Regions from separate parts of the Homo sapiens genome. Here region 1 is linked to region 2. A link is a loop called in an ENCODE intact Hi-C map of the cell type or tissue named here. Cell type or tissue: GM12878. All regions are shown on one strand. Links, peaks and the distances in the headings refer to the core of each region. The heading gives the core; the rest is flanking DNA.

Region 1 (4,401 bases), core at 328-4,327, 130 kb before region 2:
CTCCTCAGCTTGATCAAGTGAGATCAAGTGATGTAGGTAAATTTTGGCAGAGCACTTCTAAACATTCCCATCCTCTCCAGCCTCCATTATCTTCATGCAGTCAGTATATACAAAATATTTTGTAAGGACCTGGAAAATTTGGATAGGTGTGTTGCTCTCAGATTCCTTTATTTTAATCATTACCTGCAATTGGATAGGTAACATGACCTCACCACAGAGGCAGTCTTGAATTCAGAGATGGGCGTGGACTTCATTTCTCCCTCACAATTTGTTCAAAGCTTTGCAGTGAACATTTTCGGATGCCTTTGTGAATATTAATTGAAAAGCACTGTGTTAGATTTCAACCATTTTTTTCCCACATATATCGTTCCTTCAGATGTGATCATGAAGAAGTTTTTATCTTGCCTCTACCAAAGAAAAGATGAGAGGTAGGATTATCAAACCCCATCTAAATTCCTAACATCCACTATGTGCCACTAGGCTCTAGAGACTTAATAGTGAATCAAATAGATACAGTGCCTACCTTCAGAGAACTTAGTCTAGTAAAAGGATTCTTAAGGACAGCATTCACATACAATCATCTCAATGTAGCAGTGCCTAGTTCAATGTGTGATACATAGTAAATATTCGTTATATGTTGGGTGGATTCACCAGCAAATGAGTAATTAAACAAATGCCAAGATTGAGAGGCGTTAACAAAGGTTTTATTATTTTTTCTCTCTAAATTCCATTTTGTAAAGTTTGGAAATTATCGACGCTTTCATAAGAAAATGGTTTCTTTGGTGTGTAAGATGAAAACTTGAAGCAAAGGCAAGTTTTACAATTCGCAGCTTTACAATCTGCCACCTTTTTTAAGGATTGTATCTGGCTGCATATATTTGGCACTGCTCTCTTCCTCACTCTAATTTACAGTGCAACCAATTCAAATAGAATGCAAAAAGAAGCATTACTAAAAAATAAGTATTATCAATTAGCATACAAAAGTAGAACTGCAGAAGCTCTTTCTGGGTAAGAGGTCCTGAGAGAGCTCAACAGCCCATAGGCAGGAACAATGTTAAACATGCAAGTTTATAGCCCCTTTGGGGAACTTGAACAAAGGATATCAGCTCCCCATTGGTGGTCCTAAAGCAAATCAATTTTATTTCTCTGTAAACTCATTTGGAAAACAGCTTGATTTGGAGGGAAAACTCTACGTGTTGTTAAGAGAAAACTGTCACCCATCCAAAACTCTCCAGATTGATCTACAGAATTGACCCTGGCAAAATGTTAATTGTGGGCAGGTCATTTGTTCAAGGTTCACACAGAATGCTCTAGTCAAAGCAAATCAGATTTCTTTGTCTTAAGAGAAATACTTATGCAGTACAACCCTCTAAGTGTGTACTTGCAGCCAAAAGGTTCTTGAGCCACTGACAGTGGATGTGCTATTATAACCATTCCCTTTCTGTGTTATTTTTTACCTCATGGCTTGGCATGATGCTGTCTCCTCTGGGTGGTATTCACAAGTCCTGGAATCATCATGCAGCCTGTTTTTCTGGGCTATCTCTGTGTATTTTGCACGTTACATGACCCTCTTACCATGGTCTGTGAAGCCCCCTGTGATCAGAACTTTGTCTACAGAACCGGATTCATCTCCCTCCATGCTCCCCTCTTGCATTTTCTATTTCAGCCAACTTAAATGAATTATAATTTCCTAAAAACACCTTGCCAGATCATGCTATCTGCCTTGACCTTGACTCACGCTGCTTCTCCTTGAAATGTCCTGCCTCTCCATGTTGAACTAATATACTTGCTGTTTTCAAACCTCATTACAAAACTCACCTTCTTTTTTAACTGCTCCTATAGAATTGGCCATTGCCCCTTTTGTGGCCTCCATGATCTGATGGATATAATTTAGTTACTGCATTTAGGTCATCTCTCCTGCAATTTTTAAAACACCTTTGTACCCTCAGTGTCTGCAACAATGCGTGGCTAACAGCAGGCATCACTGAATGTCTGTGGGATTAAAAAAAAAAAAGAATGAATGTTGGTTAAGCAGGCAGCGGTTTGAAACCTGTGTTAGCTTTTCAGAGTTGGGAAATTAACATAAATGTGCCAAACCTCAGTTTTCTCATGTGGGAACTGCTGAGTCATAAATGAAAGAAGTGAGATATAAAGGAGGTGGCATATATAGGCATTCAATATTGCTAGTTCCTTTCCTTATTCCCCTCACCTTGAATTGTGATGACTAAAGCAGAAACTGCATTAAGTAAGTCTAAGTGGCATTATTGACCATGAGGAAATAGAAAACAGTATCTAAGAAGTACTGAGCCAAACATTGCGTGTGTGTGTCTGTGTCTGTCTGTGTGTGTGTATGTGTGTCTCTAGAGACAATCATCTACCTATAGGATGGGAAAGAGAAGCAAGTATTGGCTTTCAGAAGAGGTATTTTAGGTTTAGGTAGTCTTCATTTTACTGTTGGTGAATGAAAATGCTCAATTTTTATTTAATAGTTTCTTTCTTTTTTTGTTGTATTTTTTTGTTTTTTGTTTTTAGTTTTTGAGATGGAATTTCAGTCTTGTCACCCAGGCTGGAGTGCAAAGGAGCAATCTCAGCTCACTGCAACCTCTGCCTCCCGGGTTCAAGCAATTCTCCTGCCTCAACCTCCTGAGTCGCTGGGACTATATGCACCCACCACCATGCCCGGCTAATTTTTTTTTTTTTTTTGTATTTTTAGTAGAGATAGGGGTTTCACCATGTTGGTCAGACTGGGCTTGAACTCCTGACCTCAGGTGATCCACCCGCCTCGGCCTCCCAAAGTGCTGGGATTACAGGTGTGAACAACCGCACCCAACCTAGTTGTTTTCTTGGGTATAAGAACCACTAGGCCACACCTTCAGAAAATAATGATACAGCTGTATTTGGGGTATCTGTGAAAGCCAGAATTTGCTTCTGTCCTTGTGCATACCTCCCAACTCAAAGGCTTTGTCCCAGCAGCCTTGTTTCAACTATGAATACACTGAACTGGACCCAACCCAGGGTAAGCTCAATGGCAATCCCCTCAAACCCCATTGTTGGACCTGGGCTAAGACATTCAACTCATTCTGAGCTGGAAGCTTGAAAGAAAAAGACACAAACTCTGGGGCACTGGAGTGGTACACTTTCCTGAGTATGCTTAGGGGAGCAAAGAAATCCAATCTGGATTTCACAGACCATTATGTCAATGAGATGTGATTGGGTGTTATGAGAAAGAAAAAAAAAGGCCCTGCAGTAAAATATGTGTGGTTATCTCTAGTTTAAACAAAATTGAGTTTAACCAGTTTTCTTACTATAGGATTTCTCAAAGCCTATAAAATGGTAATGTGTTTTGTGACTCCCCATGATATTTATACTATATGTAGTTATTTCCATCTTCTAGATTATGGCAAACCCATGGGACTAGTGGCCCATGGATGATACTTGCTATTGTGTGTCATGTAGATTCTGAATAAGATAGGTTTAATCCTGCTCCCACTAATGACCTTCTTTGTGACCTTGTATAAAGCACTTGACCTCCCTAAGCCTCTACACTACATATGTAAACTCAAATCTACTTACATATAACATCAGTTCATTTAATCTCTCATCTGACTGTATGAATAGTCCCTATGCTTGTGTCTCAAAATAATGGTACTTTTAGGAAACAAGTAGTACACAGTCAAAAAAGTGGTATGTAGAAGGGTTTAATATAGGTATGGTTAATAATCAGGTGAATAGGGTTATGGGAAACCAAGAAGGATTGAGAAAGTACCACAGTGTTAGCAAGAACCAGGCACTGTTGGTGCCCCTGGTCTAAAGAGATAAGATGATTAGACAGTTTTAGGAACCTGGAGGGATTAATAACAAGTAATAGCAAAGGGCCACCTAACACAAGTAGTGGCTTCAATAAAGGGATAGAGCCAAGCCACAGTAACCAAAAAGGAAGAGACCTAAGAAGCAAATACTCCAACCTTGTCTCCCCGTGCCCTCCAGATCTGTTGTCACACCTCTCTTTGGCTAAACCCACCAGAAGCCATCGGCAAAGGAGCTTACTGATGCAGTCAATAACAGCCTCCTGGGCACAGAGCGGGGCTGAGGAGGGTAGGGAGCAGATCTGCAGTTACAAACAGTTGGCAAGTTGGCAGCACACTCGGCTCATGGATAAATCAAAAGGCAGGGAGTCAAGATGACAGCATACTCTTTGGAGAAATTGTGAAATCATGCTGCTGAAGATGGCATCAAAGTCAGCCTCCCTGAGTCTCTCAAAGTGTGGCCCACACTGCTAAATGTTTCGGAGGGTTTTTCCTAATTTGGAGAAATCAAATATTTAAAAGCAGACCCACTTTGAAGTCTCTCAGCAAGCAGCAAATCTGAGAATTGATAGATCCAGTTATTAAAAGTCTGTCC
Region 2 (4,401 bases), core at 77-4,076:
ATGGCCTGTCCATATATATATGTCACATATTCCTGTGCTCAGGTGACTTCTTATATTTTAAGATATATGCAGTCCACAAGGCCTTCACTGATCACACTCACACTAAACTGGAAGCAAACGGAACACAATTCAAATTCCTATGGCCACTATTTTTCAATAAAATCATTTTGCATACTTGAGCTCCAGTTTCCTTATGTAAAGAGGGGGCAAAATAGCAACCCTAAAGCATACTTTGAGGACAAAAAATAGTTTAATCTTACTCAAGCTCATCATAAAACACCCCTCTCCTTAGCTGTTAGAATTAAAAGTATGTGATACTTCAACTTTTTCTTTATATTTTCAGTGTTCTTTGTACATCTGAATTTTTTTCAGCTATTACAGTAGTTACTATTTCCAATTTGAATGGTTATTGTGTGTTCAACTGGGAAAATGATTTATTTATTATATGATGAAGGAGATGCAGTCATTATCTGCAATTTTCAAATGAGGAAAATGAGATTTGAAGATAAGAAGTGACTTTCCAAAATTTTACAAATAATAAATTGGAGCTGGGATTCGTGTCCAACACTGTTTTTTGACTTCAAAGCCTGAATTCTCATTTTTTTTTTTTTTTAATTTTTTTTGTTGAGATGAAGTCTCACTCTGTCACCCAGGCTGGAGTGCAGTGGCACGATCTTGGCTCATTGCAACCTCTACCGCCTGGGTTCAAGCAATTCTCATGCCTCAGCCTCCCAAGTAGCTGGGACTACAGGTGTGCACCACCATGCCCAGCTAATTTTTTTTTTTTTTTTTTTTTTGTATTTTTAGTAGAGAGGGGGTTTCGCCATGTTGGCCAGGCTGGTCTCAAACTCCTGACCTCAAGTGATCTGCCCACCATGGCCTCCCAAAGTGCTAGGATTACAGGTGTGAGCCACCACGCCTGGCCCAAAGCCTGAATTCTTTAAGTTTATGTTCACTATCTATGACCCTGAGGGACATACAATGTGCATCTTTCATTGATACCCTTTAGTAGTAGATCATGTCACCCCATGAGGAAAGCTGGAGGACACACGGGTCAATACATAGCTTGGTCCTACTGTGCAGTAGTGGAAATAGTTGTAAAAGTTGGAATCAGAAGATTTGGGTTTGAGTTCTGGTTCTGACCTTAAACAAGTGACTCACCCACACTGAGCCCCTGTGAAATGTTGATGGTACCACCACACAGAGCTTTGCTATTCTGATCTATAACAGAGGGATAGTGATGGTGCCTACCTAAAAGGCTCATCCTAAGGATCAAATAACATCATTGAAATCTTGGTGGTGTGCCTGATGGTGGGGAGTGCTTAATAAATAAGTCTCAACTAGTGTTATAATTCTGAATCACACTCTGACTATAACAGACTGGCAGAGTATTGGGTTTTATGTCTTCTGCTGTGTTTCAATGGGTTGGTAATATTTGTGTTATCTAGAGATTTGCAGAGGAAAAGGAGATCAACACATGTAGGCCTGAATAAATTCAGCTCGTAGAAAGAAACAAAAATACTGTCCTTATCAGAGATGGAGCTAGCTCCATAACATATTTTTAGAGTGGAGGAAGCTGAGTCATGTGGGGAAGTGTGTGTGGCTTAATGGTGTTGATGACAGAGGACTTCATGGTGAGTGAAACAATAACATGGAATCGGAAACCTTTGGCCCAGATTTCGTTTCTGGTGCTAATCCCAGGGTGCTCACCCTTGGGAAAGCCACTTTACCTCTTTGAGCTCTGTTCTTTTATGAGTAAAATGTAGTCATCAAGACTAATTTTATAGAACTTCTGTAAGGATAGATTAGAAGATAGTTAATGCAGAACATAGCACATCTTGGTAATTTAAGAAATATTTCTTGGGAGTCTGCTTTCAATCTTTTACTTGTATTTAAGCAGAATACCTTTTCAAGTGAACCGTTACCCTGAATAAAACAATTGTCACAGAGCTGCTCTGGTAGAAGGAAGGTGGAAGTCAGGAAGCCCTAAGGTTAGAAATACCCTGGCCAGCACTCCCCTGGGATTGCTCTTTAGTGTGAAACCGGTCTGGGTTTCACACTCATGTTCTCTAGATATTAGGCTCTAATTAGTAAGTCTTGTGACACATTTCTGAAAATCAGACAGTAGGCTCATAGAATAATAGAATTTTCAATTTGAGCAGTACTTTCAAGATAATGTTATCTAAGCTTCCTCCATAGCTTTCATTTATCTGTGTTCATTCAATTACTTATTCAACAAATACAGGATGCCTGTTCTGTGAAAAGCATAGGAGGAGGGAAAACCAGAGAAAGAAGCATTTGCTGTTTCTCTGTCTGCTGTTTTTTTATTCTTTTCCAAGGGAAGAAAATGGAAATCCTTCAGATTGCAAGAAACATACAGGGCCCTATTTACAGCTGGACAGAGTTACTGTGTATTAAATTGCTGTGCTCTTTTTCATACTTATATCTTACATTGCTCTCAAATTCTGTGCTATTGGTCTAATAAAAAGGACAAAAAATATATATCTTGGGAAGACCTATACAAGCAAGTTGTATCCACTTTTAATAAAACCGAATAAGCAAACTGATCATCACTTGGGTTTCTGTATTGTAAATCCAATCACAGTAAGATTTCAAGATCCAAGAATAGCTTACAATGAGATAGAATTATGTATATTTCAACTGGAATCTATAGGAATCCCATGTTGGAATGAAAAGGGCATGAATACTTGCTTTAAAAATATTATCTTATTCTCATTTGATATTAATTTTGGTTTGTATAATTCTCAGGATGAAAACTATTTGAATTTTTAAAAGTCAGGTATTTCTGTATTCTCTTACCCAGAGGCTTTCAATTTGAGGGGCAGCAGTGACATTTGTCAATGTGTACTGATATTTCTGGTGGTCACAACTGGAGAGGGAGTGCTGCTGGCATCTAATGGGTAGACAGCCATGATCTGCCTGTGATTCATAGGACATGTTCCCAAAATAAGAGAAACATATAGTTCAAAATGCCCATAATGTCATCAGTTAACATTGCAATCTCAATGATATCTCTAACAGATGTCATGGGCCCAACTAACCAAGCATTTGTAGTCTATGCCAGTCTAAATTCTGCAAGTGTGTTCCCAAAAACAGCAATCTTGGCTTTCACTTGGAACTCATTAGAAGTCCAAATTCTTAGTCCCCACTGCAGACCTACAGAATGAGGAACTCTGGAACCTGAACCACGAATCTGTGTTTTAATAAGCTGTCCATGTGATTCTAATATGTGCTCAAATTTGAGAACCACTGTTCTAGGCTCTGGTGGGAGACATGAAAACACACTAATTACTCCAAAATTAGGTGAGATAAACACCTAAAAGAAATGTAGAGAGCCCAGGAGTGACTGATGTTTCAAAGAGAAGATTGCTTTTGAGCAGAGCTTTAGACATGGGTAGTATGTTGCCTAATTGGAATGGGATGATGGAGTAAATATCATGAACAAAGGCAAAAGATGGTATAAATTATGAGAGGTTTTCAAGGCATTCTAAATTCAAGGAATGTGTACATCAAGAGGAGTAGTGGCAATTCAATGGAAAAAAAAACTGGGGTCAGACAGGTTATGCATGTAAAAAATTCTAAGCCAAAGACTTTGCCAATCCAAGTTAGTATTAGGATAATGTATCTAGCAGCAAGGATGATACTCTTACAAATCAAGACAGTGTGATAATGATGGGCAAAAGAAATGGTATGCAATAGGGGGAAGAATCTAAGTATGAAGTTAAAATCTTTATGGAATAAATATTGTAGTAATAATATTCAATATTTTCATTTCTTTGAATTAACCAGTGCACTAAGATTCACAAAACTTTCTTGAGGAAAGAGTGACATTTTTCATATAAGCAAGGCACACATGTACATGATCATATAGTCATACACATACAGCTACAGTAGAAACCACAGCCAACTGTCACTGACTAAGCAGTCCTAAAGAGGTATCTCAAGCATCACTTCTCTGAAGGAGTTAGAAGTCAGTCCTAAAGCAATAATATACAGCCAGAAATCCAAGTTTCAAGAAGAAGAGAGCAAGGACAAGTGGGCCAGTACAAATGAGGAGGTAGCAATAGACCCTGCACATTAAATGCTTCCTTCAGTGTGCAGGAAAAGAGCATCTGTCATGCTCATCCTCAACTTGAACCCACTGTTTCCCATTTCAAATCCATTCTACTCCTGAGGTCATTATTTGGGTTGAATCTCATTTTAGAGATGACTACCTCCAGGAAAGATTGTTTCATTTTATAAAAGTTACAATCATAAGAAAGGTTGTTCTTATATCAAACTAAAATTTCCCAGCTAACATGTCTGCTTGTATTCTATAGTAGCGATCTGCGTCTACATGGAACAAGCTTCTTTTTTATGTATCTGTCTTTGATTATTTAA

Evidence for each region. Peaks named below come from ENCODE experiments on the same cell type or tissue, not always from the same donor. Only the 100,000 strongest peaks of a DNase experiment are listed, where the experiment ranks them.
Region 1: it touches region 2 in a loop (11-fold over the local background); 1 of 110 quality-filtered maps calls a loop at or near these places.

The regions. Positions count from the first base shown.
Region 1 is chr9:118,393,416-118,397,816 of GRCh38, forward strand. No RefSeq gene overlaps it. Among named protein-coding and RNA genes, the nearest start is that of LINC02578, 280 kb to the right of the region's middle. In GM12878, for the core only: no CTCF peak of the experiment used is centred there; a DNase peak (open chromatin) is centred at 2,196.
Region 2 is chr9:118,527,807-118,532,207 of GRCh38, forward strand. No RefSeq gene overlaps it. Among named protein-coding and RNA genes, the nearest start is that of LINC02578, 150 kb to the right of the region's middle. In GM12878, for the core only: no CTCF peak of the experiment used is centred there; DNase peaks (open chromatin) are centred at 1,673 and 2,025.